2 separate regions of the Homo sapiens genome follow, and region 2 is linked to region 1. Evidence: chromatin loops called from intact Hi-C (ENCODE). Cell type or tissue: IMR-90. All regions are shown on one strand. Links, peaks and the distances in the headings refer to the core of each region. The heading gives the core; the rest is flanking DNA. Region 1 has its middle 100 kb from the start of MIR4771-2. Region 2 holds the start of MIR4435-2HG (MIR4435-2 host gene).

The links. Hi-C counts contacts between places; a loop is a spot of excess contacts. Peaks named below come from ENCODE experiments on the same cell type or tissue, not always from the same donor. Only the 100,000 strongest peaks of a DNase experiment are listed, where the experiment ranks them.
Region 2: a loop joins it to region 1, with 5 times the contacts of the local background. A loop is called at or near these places in 6 of 110 quality-filtered maps.

Annotation. Positions count from the first base shown.
Region 1 is chr2:111,663,092-111,671,993 of GRCh38, forward strand. No RefSeq gene overlaps it. Among named protein-coding and RNA genes, the nearest start is that of MIR4771-2, 100 kb to the right of the region's middle. In IMR-90, for the core only: CTCF peaks have their summits at 716 (motif pointing left), 4,614 and 6,974 (motif pointing left); a DNase peak (open chromatin) is centred at 4,600.
Region 2 is chr2:111,492,077-111,500,978 of GRCh38, forward strand. MIR4435-2HG (MIR4435-2 host gene) reads right to left here and starts at 3,085. Exons shown (of 5, transcript NR_136164.1): 1 at 2,809-3,085. All of the region lies in intron 1 of SOCAR (serous ovarian cancer associated RNA), which reads left to right. RefSeq lists an enhancer at 2,391-3,590. In IMR-90, for the core only: no CTCF peak of the experiment used is centred there; a DNase peak (open chromatin) is centred at 5,435; H3K4me3 peaks cover 1,431 bases; H3K27ac peaks cover 3,792 bases.

The DNA.
Region 1 (8,902 bases), core at 443-8,442:
ACGTGCCAGGTCCCAGAGGACCCTTGGGAAGCAAAGGGTGGACTCTGTTTTGCATTTTTGCATTTTTCTCCTGCAGAACAGCACCCAGGCAGTTAGACCATTGCTCACAGCCTGACACCCAGCTTCTGAGTCAACCCAGAACCTGCCAGAGAAGGTGAAACCGAGAGGCTAAACCAGGAACCTCTGTGAATCTCAGCCAGGAACGGAGCAAACCACAGACTCTCCCAGAACCAGCAGCGAGGGCAGGGCAGCAACCTTGGAGGCCGACTCGGCTATGCTTTGACTCTACATTCATCCCCAAGGAAGCAAGGCTTCTGTAGGCAGCACTAAGGACAAGGATGCCCAGGGCCCTTCACAAATCCTACACATCAGTGGGACAGGCAGGAATTGGCTTCTTACGAACACCAATAGGGTTGAGCATGGTCTGGAAAACAGACGGGGTGAAGGGCTCCAACCCCACCACTTCTGCTGCTCTGTGATCCTGGAGTCTCATCTGTGACATCTGTCAAATTATTTGTTCAAAGGGTCGTTATGAGGACTCAATGAGATAATGTATCTGCAGCTCAAGATAGCTGTTATCAACTCCCTTACAACTGTTCAGAGGCTCTTTGCTTGGATTTTAGTTCCACAAACGTGCATGTTTACAGAGTGACAGACAGCACCCCTGTGAGAACACTGCCTGAGAACACGGCATTAAGTCATTCCAAATGCCGTCTCCCTCTGCTGGCTCTTTCCATCCTTCCAAAGTTTAGTCTCCACACTTCACATCACTGTTGGTGGTCGCTGCTCTTACGAAGGCCAAACACACAGCAGGAGGAACTAGACAGATGACAACCATCACTCCCTAGGGTCCTGTGCGCTGGGCAGGATGTAATCCATCTCGATTTTTCCATCAGCGTCCTAAGGACTGAAATTGTGATCTTTCACTAACTAACGGTAGCCAAGCAGTACCTGGACCCATGCTTACTTCAAGACAGTATCTCCTGTTTCTGAAGATTCCTTTAGGCTATATTTCTTTTCTTAGTTGAAGTGGGAGTTCCAACTCACCAGAAAAATACACTTTATGTTTTGGCGGATAAAATGTCTTGAGGTCTGGATTTTCCACTATCCTTTTTTAAAGTGAGAATCTGCTCTGGCCAAGTTCTCCTCCTTAAAGGCATCTGACCAAATTTATATCCCCAAAAGTTTGGCTCTGAGATGAGCATAAAGAAAAATAAATTCAGCACAAAGGATCTGGAAAAGACAGGCCAGAGGTTGGCACATTCTTCCAGGGCCTGGGGAGGCACAGGCATGAGGCTGCAGACCCTCCCTTCCCCTAAACTGCAGATGATCTTCACTCATCTGCTTCTTTCGCTGCATTTTTTTTTTGAGTAGTTTTGAGTAAGAATATTAAACACACACACACCCATACTCATTTTGAAATTCCAAGCCCAATTCATTTCTCTCATTTCACAGGTAATAAACGGGTGGCTGGGAAAGGAATGATTGATTAGCATTGGTCATGCTTAAAATCCAGGTCCCCTCACTCCACGACCAGTGACCTGACCACAAACTGCTTCCTGGCCCCGGGAAAGGGGTCTTGAACATCCCAGCCCACCAGAACCATCTCAAACCAGGGCTCTTCCCCAGTAGATTCTCAAAAATATGCCAATGGAGGGAAAATGGTTCTTTGCTAAGTAAGTCTTCTTTAGCCATAGATACTCCAATGTTTTTTTCTGTGTGTTCACTTGGAGACTGGAAATCCTTTACTGGATAGAACAGAGAAGGCAAACTGGCTATCTGGAGAACAGATACTATTCCTAAATGTGTTTGTTTGACCTCATGGTTATGATTTTTGTTAATGCAAGGAGTTATCGACATTTAAAAATGAAGCATTTTTGCATTTAAAAAGTTTCGATTCCAGCTTCTCTTGGAAAAAAAAGATCAGAAAATCTAGCAACAATGGGCCCTCCTTTTCTCATGGCAAAACTTGGCTAGACCTCAGTGCTTTGTTCCATTGAGATGGGCATGTGTTCCACATTCCCCGCAGCCCCCACTCCCCTCTGCCTCACAGCCGGCCCTCTGTGCCCACCACCACCTGCCCACCGGGAGGCATGTCAGCTTGCACCCCAGAAGTCTACCCTGGAGCCTGGTTCTCTCATAATACACCCCTCTCCTGCCTCAGGTTCCCCACTCCTACCCCTACTCCCATCGAGTTGCCCCTCAGAGCGGAAAAGGGAAGCAAACTTCAGCTAGCTTCTGGAACGCTGGAAAAGCCACCCCCACCTCACAGTGTTTCCACATCTGACATAGTCGGGCAAAGAAATCACTGTTGAGTAAATAAATGAAGGAACTGTCATTAGTACTGGACCTGTTTGTATGTCTCAGGTCTGTTTCGGTGCTGGATTTATCAAAGCATGATATACTATGTATCTAGTGAAAGTATTAATATGTCTTTTTCCACAGAGAGTAAAATCTAAAGGGACAGAATTATTCAATAAGGCTCTCCAATACTTCTGATCCAAAAAAGACAAAACTCATGCCATTGCCTGCAAAGATGAGATAGGCCAGAAATAAGCGTGGAGAGAGAAGCCTCCCAGGAGAGCCCGCCTGGTCCTGGCATCAGGTGGAGTGACCCAGCAGGGGGCTGCAGGCTGGTGGGGAATGCCTGTCCTCACACTGAGCCCTGCAAAAATCTCACAGCCTCCTCCACTCCTCTTCCTAAACTTAAACTAACCCATCTCATCCTTAATATGCCTTGGAAATAAAAGCAATATTTGACTCTGCTGCCTTCAAGTTTCTCTTCCCTTATCACTTCCTTCCACCTTCCTTCTGTGATGCTAGCCCAGGAGTGTGAAGCCTGGCCTCTCCCCATGGCACCCAAGGTGACCCTGCTCTCTAATGACACAAATCTATGGTGCTTCCCCCTTCACTGTGCACCCTCCTCAGACAGCACATTTACATCTTCATAAATGCTCCCCAGAAAACATGTATGCGTGTGTGAGAAAGTGTGATGAAGCACTGTGCAGGCAGGGTTTTAAAGTAGTCTTTAAGGTCTCGAACTCTTTCTTCAGGTGGAATTTTATGAGAAACTGCAATATGAGAAACAAATCATGGGGCTTGTCTCAGACTGAAGAAGGTTTTACAAGTGTAATCTGAAAACCTCTGCTCTGAGTGTGGTCCACATGTGGGATGAGGGTGGTGAGGATGCTGCTGGTGGTGGTGATGGGGATTATGATGGAGGTGATGGTAGTGGTTGTGATGGCAACAGAGGTGGTGATGATCATTGTAGTGGTGGTGAGTGATTGTAGTAGAGATGATGATGGTGATGGTGATGTTGGGACTGAGGTAAAGGTGACAGTGGTGTTAGTGGTAGCGGTGGTAGTGACAGTGATGGCAGGGATCTTGGGGGGGCGGTAGTAGTAGTAATGTTATGCTGATGGGATTGGTGGTGGTGATGGTAATGTTGATACAGGTGATGGTGGTGATGATGGTAATAGTAGTGGTGATGACCATTGATGGTGGTATAACTGCAATGATGGTGGTGATGGTGATGGTGGTGTTACTGGTAACAGTGGCCATGATGGTGTTGTTAGTATTCATGGTAGTGTTGATGGTTGTGTCATTGGTAGTGACGGCAGTAATGGTGATATTAGTAGTCATGGTGGTGGTGACGGTGGTGTTAGTGGTAGTGCTGGCAGTACTGGTGATATTAGTGGCAGCAATGATGGTGACAGCAGCATTAGCAGTACCAGTGGTGATGATGGTGGAGCTGATGGTGGTGGTGATGGTGGTGGTGGTGGTTATAATGGCAACAGTATTAGGTATAGACAAGATTCTACTGAAACAAAGGTTTATTAAAATGTTATTAATTTCAGGCACTCACTATGGTAAAGAAAATAAAGAAGTAAACCCTTTTTTTGAAAAGCATCTGTATTGGTCCATTTTCACACTGCTGATAAAGATATACCCAAGACTGGGCAATTTATAAAAGAAAGAGATTCAATTGGACTTACAGTTCCACATGGCAGGGGAAGCCTCACGATCATGGCAGAAGGCAAGGAGGAGCATGTCACGTTTTACATGAATGGCAGCAGACAAATGGAGAGACTGTGCAGGGAAACTCCCGTTTTTAAAACCATCAGATCTCGTGAGACCCATTCACTATCAGAAGAATAGCATGGGAAAGACCCGCCCCCATGATTCAATCATCTACCACCGGGTCCCTCCCACAACACGTGGGAATTATGGGAGCTGCAATATAAGATTTGGGTGGGGACAGAGAGCCAAACCGTATCAGCATCAGCTTCTAATTCTTTTCTATTTCTCACTGGTATACATATTACAGGCAAAGGCACACAGTAGGCACCAAATAAATGTAATTAATTTGCGATTTTTATGTCTTAAAAGAAACAGCTGATCCAGGAAATTCTGTTAAGATATCCCTAAGCCCAAAAGGACAACATTAAGCGGTGATAAGAAAACTTTTGCTGAAAAGTTATAAAGGTACTTTAAAATGAAAGGAAAAGAGAGCAGAGGAGAGAGGACAAGGAAACCTCTTAAAATCAGGGAGGTGGATACCAGCCCTATCTAGGAAGGAAAAGGAAGTAAGAAAACCATGGAGTGTGGAGCCCCTTGCTGACTCTTAACAGTCTTGCAGGGCAGGCTCTGTGACCTGCATTCCACAGAGGAGAACAGAGGCTCACACAGGCAGAGGCCAAGGCACTGCAGAAATCACAGCCCTGGGCCCAGAGGGCACCAGCCTGCCCAGCTCTCTCCAATACCAGCTCTAGACCGTCAGCCTGAGGAACGAAGGAATTCTATGGAATGGCCCTTCTGGAAGCACATGAAGCTCTGAGGACTTTAGCCATAAGACTTTAGCTGTAGTATCCAATGTGGTCCTGTTGATGGCATTCATGAAATATGCCTGACAGGGGTTGTTTCTCCTCAGATTTTTGAAACTTCCTTGTCCAGTTTTGAGGTAGGCAGTGGGACTCGACTCTGAAGGCAGGGCTTGGACTCCAGACCAGATTAAAGACTGGCTGAGACAGGTAAGAGGCTAAAGTACCTCTCCATAAGACATGCCCACCACTGCCATGTCAGTTTACCACTGCCATGGCAACACCTGGAAGTTATCAACCCTTTCCAGGGCAATGACCCAGAAGTTACCACCCTTTTTCTAAACATTTCTGCATAATCCTCCCCTTAATTTGCATGTAATTAAAAGTGGGTATAACTATAACTGCTGAACTTCCCCTGAGCTGCTTCTGCGGGCACACTGCCTATGGGTAGCCCTGCTCTGCAAGGAGCAGTTCCTCTGCTGCTGCTGTACACTGCCGCTTCAATAAAAGTTGCTGTCTGACACCTCCAGCTCACACATGAATTCTTTCCTGAGTGACACCAAGAACCCTCCTGGGCTAAGCCCCAACTTGGGCGCTCGCCTGTGCTGCATCCATTTGATTTCTGCCTGCCTTAGGTTTTCACTCCAAATGGATTGTGGCTAAGACACCAAGTCTATCATTATGTTCCACTGCAAATCTGAGGCTACACAAAGAAACAGTGAATACATGTACGTGTGTGTGTGTGTGTGTGTGTGTGTGCGTGTGTGTGTGATTTATTCTGAGGTATTGGCTCACACATTATGGAACCTGAGAAACTCCATGATCTGCCATCAACAAGCTGGAGACCCAGTGGTGTAATTCAGACCGAGTCCCAAGGCCTGAGAACCCAGAGAGCTAATGATATACATCCCAGGCCGAGGGTGGAGAAAATGAGTTGAGATGCCCCAGCTAAAGCAGTGAGGTAGAAAAGAGGCAAGTTCCTCCTTCCTCTGTCTTGTGTTCTGTTCAGGCCCTCAGTGGATTGAATGGCACCACCCACACTGGGGAGAGAGGTCTCCCTGACAGAGTCACTGATTCAAATACTAACCTCATTCTGAAACACCCCACAGACACATCCAAGAGTGTCCTGCGACCCACACAAATTCACATGTAAAACTAACCATCATGAGAGCAAAGAACCAAACTTGCATGACTGGAGTAGACCACGCGCATGGCCAGGCAGCAGTGGTGGAATCCCTGTGCCCGCTTTTGACATTGCTGAGTTTCTTACTGGCCTGATCCAAGCTGCACACTTGATTACAGAGCATGACCAAAAACAAAAAAATACATTTATTCACCCCCTAAGTCACATAACACAGGTGACCTAGGACAGGTGCTCCCCACCATTGAGGGCCCTGCTCTCCCACCCAACTTACTGGATTTTTGTGATTCAGAAAAGAAAAAGTGAAAGATTTGATTTTTCTGTTTACTTTGCATTTATTTGCCATGGAATAAAGGCAATATACATGTATTGATGACAGTTTGGAAAACATTAAAAATTACTTTCAAAAAGCATGGAAAATCCATCCCTAGTTTGACCATCAGTAAACAAGCACAGTTAACATCTTGGCATTCCCGCCCTTTTTCAAGGTGTGTGTGCGCTTGATGAGGGGTGTGAGGAGGGTTGCTTTTTTTGTTGTTTTTGTTTTTTTTTTTAATATAATCAAGCTCAATTTCTCTAAATCAATTTTGATTTTTTTTTAATTTAAACTCCATTCACAAGCATTTCTAAACCATTAAATATAAAATAGCACCCATCCATTTAGTCTGTTCACAACTTTGTGCTGGGCACCTACTAGTTGTCAGGCACCAGCTGGGGACACAGAGGTGAACAAGACAGAAAAGTCCCACCCGTACGTCTAGAAGTGAAGGTGGACATTAAACACTCACCATAAACCAAGGGAGGGCTGAGTCAGGGGGCCAAGAACACGGAGAATGAACGCTGAGGGCGACTGTCCCGCCTGTGCGGCTGCTGGTCACCCTCTGTGAGGTCAGCCTTTCCACTGCACTGTGCCCACTCTGCGTGTGACATGCTGCCTTGGTTTTAGAGCAAATGGAAATTTAAGTGTATTTAGTTATGAGAACTTGCAAGGTTGTTTTAAAACACCCTCTTGTGGTAACAGAAGGGGATCTAAGATGTCTCCAGAGTTTTGGTCAACAGATCAACCCATTGAAAAACCATGACGAGCCCCGCAAAAGTGCCTCCCGCTGCATCACCACTCTCCTTCAGCTCAAAGGCTGTGGCCAGAGGAGGGGGCTTGGGGTGCAGGTCCTCCCTGGGAGGGACAGCCCATATGAGGCTGCGGCACAGCCTTCAGATCACGTCCACCTCCAGCACAGAAGGCCATTGAGGTGTCCGTCAGGAAGTGCTCTGTGACTTGACGGACACATATTTGTGAATACAGAGCAATCAGGAAATATGCCCTGGCTTGAGTGCAGCCTCAATTCTGACATTTCATCCTCAGCAACACAGCTTCAGAGAGGCGGGCCTGCCTGTGTGGCAATAATAATAGTATATGATAATGCACACGCTGGGGCCTGGGCTGACATTGCAGGCTGGGCCCTGTGCTGAGAACTAAGCATTTTTCAGAGATCTAATTTAACAGGAGCAAAGGTGGCTAGCAGACCTACGGGGGCAGCTTCCCTAATCAACCTTTTCACACCCCAAAAGGTAAACACCTATGCATTAGTACAACTTAACCCAACAGCTAACTAGGACAGCATGCCCAGAGCACCTCTATTTTAAAAACAAATTGTGCATGTTAATAATTTTAAGTAAAGCTGAAATTTTTAAATTAACTTTTTAAATTTGTTTTTCGTTTCAATTGCTCTAAACCAGGCATGGGCCTGGGCATGGAATGAGCATTTCACATTTATAGACAAGTCTGAACTCGACAGTGATCTATAAATAAACTTTTTAAACTGGAGGTCCCAGCCACCTGCACAATGCAGCTGTGGCCTTATGCACAGACACTAACCCCAGCCCCCAGCTCCCAGCCCCCACCTCTTGGCAGCTAGCAGCCAACATCGTCTTCTTGGGGAAGAGACTTAGGACGCATTGGAAGATCTCCACAAGGCAGGGCACGGGGAGAAACTTGGCTAAAGAGAGAAGCAGTGGTGGTACTGGCGATGAAGAGGGCAGGCAGGTCGCCCCTCTCCTCCACAGTGTGACTCTCAGGCCTGCTATGGACAGAGGGAAGGGGCCACCTGCCTGCCAGTCAGAGTGGCTCGCCTTGCTGATCTTCAGTGCTGCTCCTTGGGTCAGCTGTAGGATGAGAATTACTCTACCTGGGCTTGAAGATACCATTCTCTTCTCCTCAGACTCATTTGTGAAGCAGAGTTTAACATGTGGCAGCTATTCCTTCTTCTTTTTTTAATTAATGGAATAACCATCATGTTTCAAAATGTTCCAAGACACAGACATGCCATGGAGAAGTGAAGGGTGGGAGCACATGAGTGTATCTTATTTCAATAAGAATACAGAGCCAAGGTATTTGAGCATAAGTAAATTAAAACTCGAGGACAGCCCCGAATAACAAGAGTGGGATGATCAGTGAAAGAGACCCAAGAGGAAGGAAACCAAAGTCAATACGAAAAGAGCTGGCCCTGGCCTGACCTTCCCATGGTAACGGTCAAATGCTCACTGGGCTGGTGACGTCAAACCTTTACCATCCCCTTGCCAAGCTTTTCCTCACAGAGTTGCAACGCAGGCTGGAGGAAGCGGTGAAAGGGCAACAAAGGAGGGACCCAGCTGCCTCCACTCTCAGTTCAGGGCCACTGGAAGGCTTCTGCCCTGGCAGGCAAGTCCTCAAAAAAAAAAGGCAGTGAGCCTCAGTTTACCCAGGAAACTCTCTGGCATCAGGCCTTCCCCACCTCCTCTGACCAACTGGCTCCGCTGCCTGGAGGAATTGGCATGGTCCTAGGTGAGGAGGCACAGGAATCAGACTTGGTACCTGGATGGCGACCCTCTTCTCTCTTGGGGACCTGTCCTTTGTAGGAGGCCTCTGTGGAGTGGGATAGCCCCAACTTCCCAGAAGGGAAAA
Region 2 (8,902 bases), core at 484-8,483, 170 kb before region 1:
TTGTAACTCGTGTGCTAATCATAAAATCTTCACAAGGATTCATGACATTCGTGCTATGACTATTCTCATTTTACAGTGAGGAAGGCGGGACACCTAGGAATTAAGTAACTTGCCAACATAGGGACGAGCTCACCACACAACAACCAAGGGTGGGGATACCAGTCAGGTACTGCGGAAAACACTGGACATGAGGTAGACCAGGTGCACCAGGTCCAGGTGCTGATGAGAGGTGGAGAGTGGGAGACAGGGTCAGTGAGCCACAGGCCAGTCCCTAGGCTGAGGGCAATATGACAACAGGACATTGGCCAACTTCCAGCTGTCATCACTGTCTGTGTTTCATTTTCACAGTTCGATTAATAAATGCTCTATATTCAGGGATGCCTGCGGCCTTATTTCTTGATGACAGAAGTGATAATATCAGTCCCCCCACAGGCTTGTTCCTCATGGGTAGGAGGTGACTCAACTCCTAATGTCCAGACAACTGCCCAAATTCTGCATGAAAAAAAACATGATCAATGTCTGGGATAAAAATCAGCCACCTTAAAACCCTTTAAAGGATTGAAGGCCATGGGACCCAGTCATAAGCACATGTCTGGGGCCCGGCACCTTCTCTGAAACAAGGATGATCGAATGTTGGTGTCCATACCGCATGGAAGAGCTGTCTAACGCAGTTTGCCTTTGATTGGCTCCCGTCTCCATGAAGGTGGCACGTCTCCGACTGCTTACAAGGAGACAGGGTCTCACCCTGAGAGGACTCACCCAGAGAAACAAGCGGAGCTGCTCTACTGGCTTAGAAATGCCTGGCACCTGACTTGTGGAGGCTTCTAGTTGGCGTGAAATTGTTAGCCTTGGAAACAACTGCTGCTCACATTGGAACTGCAGGATCTTTCTTGAAAAAGCCATGGAACTAACTCAAGGGCCACAAGCCCAAATGCCTTCAGAGGGCAGATTAATAAGAGAGTCTAGCAGAGTTAGTGCTGATGGAGTTCCTTCTCCATCCAGGCCCTGTTCCGGCGGCCGGGCAGATGCTAACCCATGGGGACCACACAGCAGCCCCACGAGGCTGGCAGGCCCTCAGCCTGGCTTCTGAGCCTCGCTGTAATCGCACTCTCCAAGCTTTGTGGCATTAGGGTGTGACAGGGCCTGAGATCCGGAGAGTGTGGACCCCACCCACAGTTATCTCAACACAAAAAAACAATCCTGAGCAGGCCAAACAGAACCTGGTGGGGGATGCCTTCACCAGGGCTGCATCTGGTCCCAGAGCTGCTGGTTTGCAGCCCAACTATTTCGTTTTATTTTTTTAATTTTCTCAATATTTATCTTCTTTTATCTATAAACGAGTAAGGTTCTGGGGAGGTTTTCTTCCTTGGAATCTTGTTCTCTCATTTTAAGCTGACTTAATCTTCCCACGCTACACGTCACATGCAGAGCGCCAACTTTGAAGTTCACTCGGTGACCGACTCTCCCGCCCAATCCCTCGGCGAGGGTGACGTGCAAGCGGAACATCTCAAGGCTCCAGATGCAGGCTCAGCCCTCAGCTGCCCTGGCCTTAATAAACACTAGATTTTTCATTTCAGAAACTATGTTCAACCTGTTGCCTCAAGACAACCTAAAAATCGTCAACATTAGCCAAAGGTTGGAAGCCAAATGTGTTAGCTCCTGCCTCAGAGACAGATCCCTTAGCAGAGGGGGTCTCTCAGCAGAAGCCCAGAGGAGCTGGGACCCAAGCTGGGAGCTGGTCACTTACATAAGGGGGGCATCCTAAGTCGATTTTAACCCGAGATCCACCAGCCAAGCCTTCCTACGGGGGGCCGGCCAGCCACCGTGCTGTGCTGAGGAGCAGATTGAACATTCTCTTAGCTGCTCCAATTTTAGAATTGGGTGCTGACTCATTATTAACTCAGGAAGCCCACACACTCAAATGACTGTACTGAAAAAGCTCCCTGTCATACCCTGCCTACTGATGTGTTGCTTTTTAAGCAAATTTGAAAAATGTTTATCATAAGGTATTTATGACATTTTAACCGTTTCATTTACAGTAACTAGAACAACATTAAAAAAAAAATGTTTCCTGTATTTTACTTGACAGTAAAGCTAAGCTTCATCGGAATACTAACAGCCTGAGAAATACCTATCAAGATCAAGTCAGGCCTCAAAGACTGAGTGGCCCCCTCCTCAGTCCTCCCCAGTCCCCCACCCCCAGCGCTGGCCCCCAGCATTTTTACGTTCTTCCTGATTTTACTACAGTTTGTGACTTTCAACGTTAAGGAAAAGGAAAGGACGTAAAATACGCTCCTGCAATCATTCATATGCTTTTAGAGAAGGCAGCCAAAGTTCTGCCTCTCTGGTATTTCTCACACTGAAATTGGGCAGCTCTGACCACGAGGCCAGAAATGGCTCAGGAGCTGCCTCTCCTCCACCTCTGAGAAGCGGAAGCTCACCCAACCTCAGCAACCCTGGGTTAGCACAAGTATACCCACTTCCATCTCTGAGCTTCACTTTGGCTTCTCAGAGGAGTCCCGAGCAGCTTATTTTCCAGCCAAGCACTGCAGTCTCTTCCAAGACAACAGAAGGTGCAACCGGCATCTACATTCTTACAACGAAGGACTGAGAAACACCTCCTGACAGTCACACTACAGGACAGTAACCATGGGGCTGGTGACAGAGGCAGCCACTTTTCTAAAACGACAGATCTTCAAAGTCTGAAAGAAACGCAGTGTCCTCACCAGGACGCAGCAGCCTTTCCCACAGCCCAGACTCCAAGGCAAACTGCAGAAGCAACCCTAAAAATGACAGAAACATACTCACCAGGGAGAGGCTGGTGGCTCCACCTTCCCAGGAACTGTGCTGTGAAGATCTGAAGACAGGCACGGGCTCAGGCACCGCTTGTCTGGAATGTCAATTTGAAACTTAAAAAGCAGCGACCATCCAGTCATTTATTTCCCTCCATTCCCAATGATGTACACACGACTAAGAAGGAAAAAAAAAAAAGGCGCACACCTCAGCCTTCATTCTCATTGGAACGAGATGACTCATGCTGACTCATAGCCACCACTTCCTCTCCCGACATTCTCTTCATACTTGTGAGCTGGACTGGTCCGGTTCCCAGGGTCCCTGCAGCCCTTCCTGGAAGAGCAGCCTTCCTGATCCTCTCAGAGAGACCCAAACACTGACCCCACATGGGACCCAGGGGTCGCCCACACAGGGGAAATGCTTTATTTAGGAGTCTTGAGAACAACTGGAAAATAAAATGCATGAACTTTGTGTGCATTTGAATTTCAAATACATACTCAGATTTTGTAATGTGCTACAGGCTCATGTATGAAATTCTTGCTCTTTTCAAGGCAGTTCAGAGTAGAGAGAAGCATAAGATACTTTCTTATTCTTTTAGGTGTTCAGATTTACTTTGCTCTGGTAATAACTATTTCGGTGCCTGTTTTCTTCTGCATGTATTCCTCTGACATAACAATTCACAAGATCTAAAATCATCATCTCTTCAAAGCTGTCTGTTAGCGGGGTTCGTGCCCTGTTTATAAGTTTACATGACTTACCTCTTTTCTATCCATCTTTCAGACTTCAAGAATATTCTAGATTCAAATAGTAAAGCACCAAGGAATTAAATGAAGGTAGAGCAATCCAACTCTTAATAGTTGTTGGAGAATGTTTATCTGCAAGAATCAAGAATTGTCGCTGCCTCCTGGTTTTCTTTTGAATAATGCAGAGGGCCGGGCAGCCTCCCACAGCTTCAAGCATTTTTAAATTATGAGAAGCACTGGGTGTGAGCAGAATCCATGTGATCCTTAGCAGCTGCTCAAGAAGCCACCAAAGGCTACTGTGATTTCATTTGCCCAACTCAAGGTTTCTGGGGGGTGACACAGTCAAAGTCATGGATGAACAATGGTGCCCTTGGAGCCTTTTTTGGCTTAGTACCTGATGCTATGTAGGCTATATTCTGATATAGACTTAGAGTAAATAAGGAAATAATATTTTGTCCGAGGCATGAGACCCAGTTTTCACCTACAGCTAGATTTATCTTAGGGAAAAAATATTTATTCCTTTGCCACATCTCAAATCTTTTATCGGGAAATTCAGGGCATTTTTTTCCATCAGGCAATACCAAGTGCGGTGAGTTCCCTATGAAAGTTGTAGCATATTGGCCATTTGGCCAAATAGTCTCATTCCTTGCAGTTTTGTGTTTTATGGTTTTTTTCCCCCAGGAGAGTTCAAAGCCTGCTGGTTTTCCAGAATTTAGGAATGTCTGTATTGTGCAATTCATTGCAGTGCATTTCCTTTAGAGAAGAGTGGAGAACAGGAAGGAGGCACAGCCCCAGAGACTGCTTTGAGCCCAGCCCCTGTCATCCACAAGGGGCTTGCTTGCCTGAGGCCCCAGGGGCGTGGCAGCCCCACTAGAAGAATGCATTGACCAGGAGCTCTGCAGAGGATGTGGGTTGTTATGTTTGTTCTCTATGTGGAAAGCCAGCCTTTACCTTCTTTATGAAGACTTTTACTTTTATTAAGTTAACTCATTAATTCCTAGGAGAACTGAAAATAAAAATTAATTTCAAAAAATAACACCAGGGATGAAAGAAAGAAACGTGAAATAGTTAGAAAACATGGGCTCCAAGCAGGGCCACACCTTCCTGCCATATTAGAAGTGGTTTCTTCCACAGTGGCACTGTTATAGGAGCCTTCTGGATCATTCTGAGGCTTTAGACACAGCCAGGGTCCCGAAAGAGCAATTTGGACTGCCACCATGGAGAGTGAGTGAAACTGTGTCCCCCCCAGTGTCGCATTCGAAGATAATCCCACAAATGCTAAATCTTAATTCCTGATTGACTTCAGCCCTTCTCATTTGGAAATGGGCTGGAAAGTGGGGAAAAGGTGCTAGTGTGAGAAGAGGGAGGCCATTCCCAATATACTAATAAATAAATCATTCATTGAGGCATATGAGCACCAGCCCCCACATAATTGCTAATATGGAACTTTCTGGAGTAGATTATCTTTAAGCTGGCTCTGAATATTCCACCAGAAAGGAAACAATGATGACATTTTATACACCGCTACATTGAAAACACGGAACATCTGCATGCTCTTTCCCCAAAGAAAATAGCACTGGAAAAATGTAGGTTGCACGAAATTAGGAAAACAAAACAAATTTCATTTCTAAAGACAGTGTACATTCCAGCATGTCAGAGAATTATTATAAATAATGATGATTCACAGTAAAACTATCTAATATGTGCCAATAACTCTCCAAAACACACACAGGTATTAAGTCTTCTGATCCTTCCGGTAGGTCTATACCAAAAATAGTGATATCCTGCCCACTTTTTAGCAAAGAAACAGAGGTGTTCAGGAGCCTTCCCAAGGCTGCAAAGCCTGGATGTGAGCCCAGGCCTCCTGGCTTCAGAGTCCACATTCCTAACCACCAAGCCAGGCAAATTCCCACAAGTGACTTTTTAAACATCTTCGCACACACATTCCCTGAGCTCATGATGTATTCTCCCAAATTCTGCACACATACATGAGGCAAAGGCACTTTCTCTTCATTTGAGAAGTGAATCAAAATCCTAATTTTCAAGTGATCTGTCTCTTAAAATAATATCAATTCTATTTAATGAAAAGAGCCAATTAAAATTACACATTGGACACTTCCCAGAAAGTACCATGAAGCTGTCCACACTACCAATATCTCCAGCTGCGCTGCTCCTCCTACCTGGAGGACACAAGACTGTTAGAGGCCCTCACATCCCTTCCTTCACTTACACCTTCATAGCAGGTCTCTTCATCATCCTCCATCCAGGAGAAGTTTCATGCCCTCATTTCAAATCTAGACCCTCCCCCGTACACCTCATTTGTTCTCTAGGATTTTGCTCCTAACCAAATTTAGGCTCTTTCCTCCAACGTCTTTAATCGCTTCCTGTCTGTAGACCTAAACACAGGCTCAAGTCTCTTTCATCCCAGTAACACTATCCCTGCCTTTGACCCTGTGGAGTAGACCCAATGGGTTCCCCCACATTCATTCCATTCCTCCTCCATTGGCAGCAACCTTGACATTTGGTTAAGATGGACTCCACCCTCATAGCCAGGGGAGTCTTCTCATTGGCTATGCAAAATAAGGGCCACCCCTTGCCACTGTGAATGGCTCCTAGATGGGCTCCCAGGCCTATGTCAGTAAGGGCATGTTTTTTCTAGCCACCGTGGTAAGCTCAGGGGTGCCCAACTGGAGCAAAAACCCCAAGGCTACAGCGATTGCCTCAGGCAAGAAATAACAGGGAAGAATGCACAGAACTAAAGAGTCTCCTTCTTGCTTTAAAGTTTCAAAAGTTCAGGACAAGGTATTTGCTGTAGTTTAAATGTGTTCCTCAGAAGTTGATGTGTTGGAAACTTGGATACCAATGGAGCAATATGAGAGGTGGGGCCTTTCGGAGATGATTGGGTCATGAGGGCTCTGCTCTCATGAATGGACCCATTCATAAATTAATGGATTAATGGGTTATCACAAAAGTGGGTCTCATATGAAAGCCACTTTGGCCGTCTCTGGTGGGTCCTCTCACCGTGTGTTGCCCTGAGCCATCTCAGGACTCTGCAGAGAGTCCCTACCAGTAAGAAGCCCCTCACCAGTTGCAGCCCCTCAACCTTGGACTTCCCAGACTCCAGAATTGCTAAAAATAAATTTATCTTCTTTATAAACTAGTCAGCCTCAGGTGTTCAGTTATAGCAACAAAAAATAGACTAAGACAGTATTATAAAGAGAAAAATAAAAAACCTTGGAGGAATGGGTGAAGTCAGGCAACAATGTATAGTTGTACAGGTTATATACTGCACAACCCAATGGAGTAAATCCATACAAGTTGTGATGTGCCCAACCATATGTGGCAAAGCTAGGTGTAGAAACAGGCGATACCATCCCAAGCTCATATAAGGATTCCACAGGCTGGGTGATGAAGAGAGTTAGAAGGAAAGAGATAGAAGGAAGGGTGCGAACCCTGTTCCCCAAGAGGGGTGCTGGGAAGGAGAAGCATCATCACTCACTCCAGAGCAGTTTAGGGACTCTGAGAACAAAGAGACATCTGAAATTGGGATGATAGGATGTAAGAGTTTGATTGGCAGCTGGGCTCAGTGGCTCACACCTGTAATCTCAGCACTTTGGGAGGCCGAGGTGGGTGGATCACAAGGTCAGGTGATCGAGACCAGCCTGGCCAACATGGTGAAACCCTGTCTCTACTTAAAAATACAAATATTTGCCGGGCATGGTGGTGAGTACCTGTAATCCCAGCTACTGGGGAGGCTGAGGCAGGAGAATCGCTTGAACCTGAGAGGTGGAGGTTGCAGTGACCCAAGACTGTCACTGCACTCCAGCCTGGATGACAGAGCCATATAAAAAAAAAAAAAAAAAGAGTTTGAAAAGAGTTTAATTGGCAGTGCTTTCTTCTTCCTTAGTGGAACTTTAACTTAATGGTGCATCTTATAATTGAGGACATCTTAAATTGGATCTAATGTAGTCTGTAAAGTTAGGAAATTGCATGAGTTCACCACAGAAATGAACGTAGAAAAAGAAAGCAAGAACTGAGCCCTGCCCTGCAGCTTTAAGAGGTCAGGGAGTGAGGAGGAGCCAGCAAAGATGGGAGTGGGGGAAGTAAGGGCTGGTGAGGTGGAAGGGAAGCCTGGAGAGTGTAGGACCTTCAAGGGCAAGTGAAGAAGGTGCTTCAAGGAGGAGAGACTGATCACCTGCATAATCACTGCTGAAAGGTCATGTAAGGTGGAGACAGAAAAGTATACATGGATTTGGCAAAAAAAAGGATTTGCTGGGGAAGAGGGGGTGAAACTCTGAATTGAGTGAGGAGAGAAAGGGGAAAGAAATTGAAGACAGAACAGACACTGCTTTCTAGAAATAAAGCTATAGCTGGAGGGGGAAATGAGGTCAAGAGAGATTTCCTTATTTGTTAAGATGGGAAAAATAATAGCCCATCCGTGTACTTGTTGATAGAAATAATTTGGTAGAAAGAGAAAAATTGATGATGCAAGAGAGAATGAGAAGGAATTTGGTGGGGTAGAAAGAAGGCTAGAACCTACTGCTCAAAGAGAGGGTTTGGCTATGGTGAGGGAGAATCTATCTACATGACAGGACATTGACCAGGCACGGAGGTATGCTCTTGTAGTTTTCATACTTTGTAATAAAAGAAACATCAATTTTAAAAACTCAACAACAAATAGAACATGAAAATAGTCTGTCTACTTAAAACCTTAAAACATTACAGATGAAACTAAAGTCTCCTTTGGTGATGTTGTGGGATTTTATTTATTTTGATGTCTGAGAACTATTCCATTGTATGGATATACCATAGGTTGTTCATCCATTCACCTGTTGAGGGAAATTTGTTTTGTTTTCCACATTGGCTGTGACAAACACAACTGCTGTAAACATTTGTGTACATGTTTTTGTATGGATGTAAGTTTTTCTTTTGTCTAAAGTAAATAGTTAATTTACTGCTGGGTGATATGGTAACTGTATGCTTACCCTTATAAGAAACTGTCAAACTTTCTCCAAAGTGACCATACAATCCATTTTGCATTTCCGCCAGCAATGTATGCATGAGAGACCAGTTGATCCTCATCCTTTCCCCTGCTGGTATTGTCAGTATTTTTAGTTTAGCTGCTCTAACATGTGAGTCATGGTGTCTCCTCATAGCTTTAATTTGCATGTCCCTAATGACTAATGATGCTGAGCATCTTTCCGTGTGCTCATTCTTTTCTCCACTTCTTAATCGGATTCTTTGTTTTCTTACTGTTGAGTTTAGAGCCACCTTTATACATTCTAGGTACAACCTTTTAGATCAAATATGTAATTTGCAAATATTTTCTCCCAGTCTATATCTGGTCTTTTCATCCTCTTTAACAA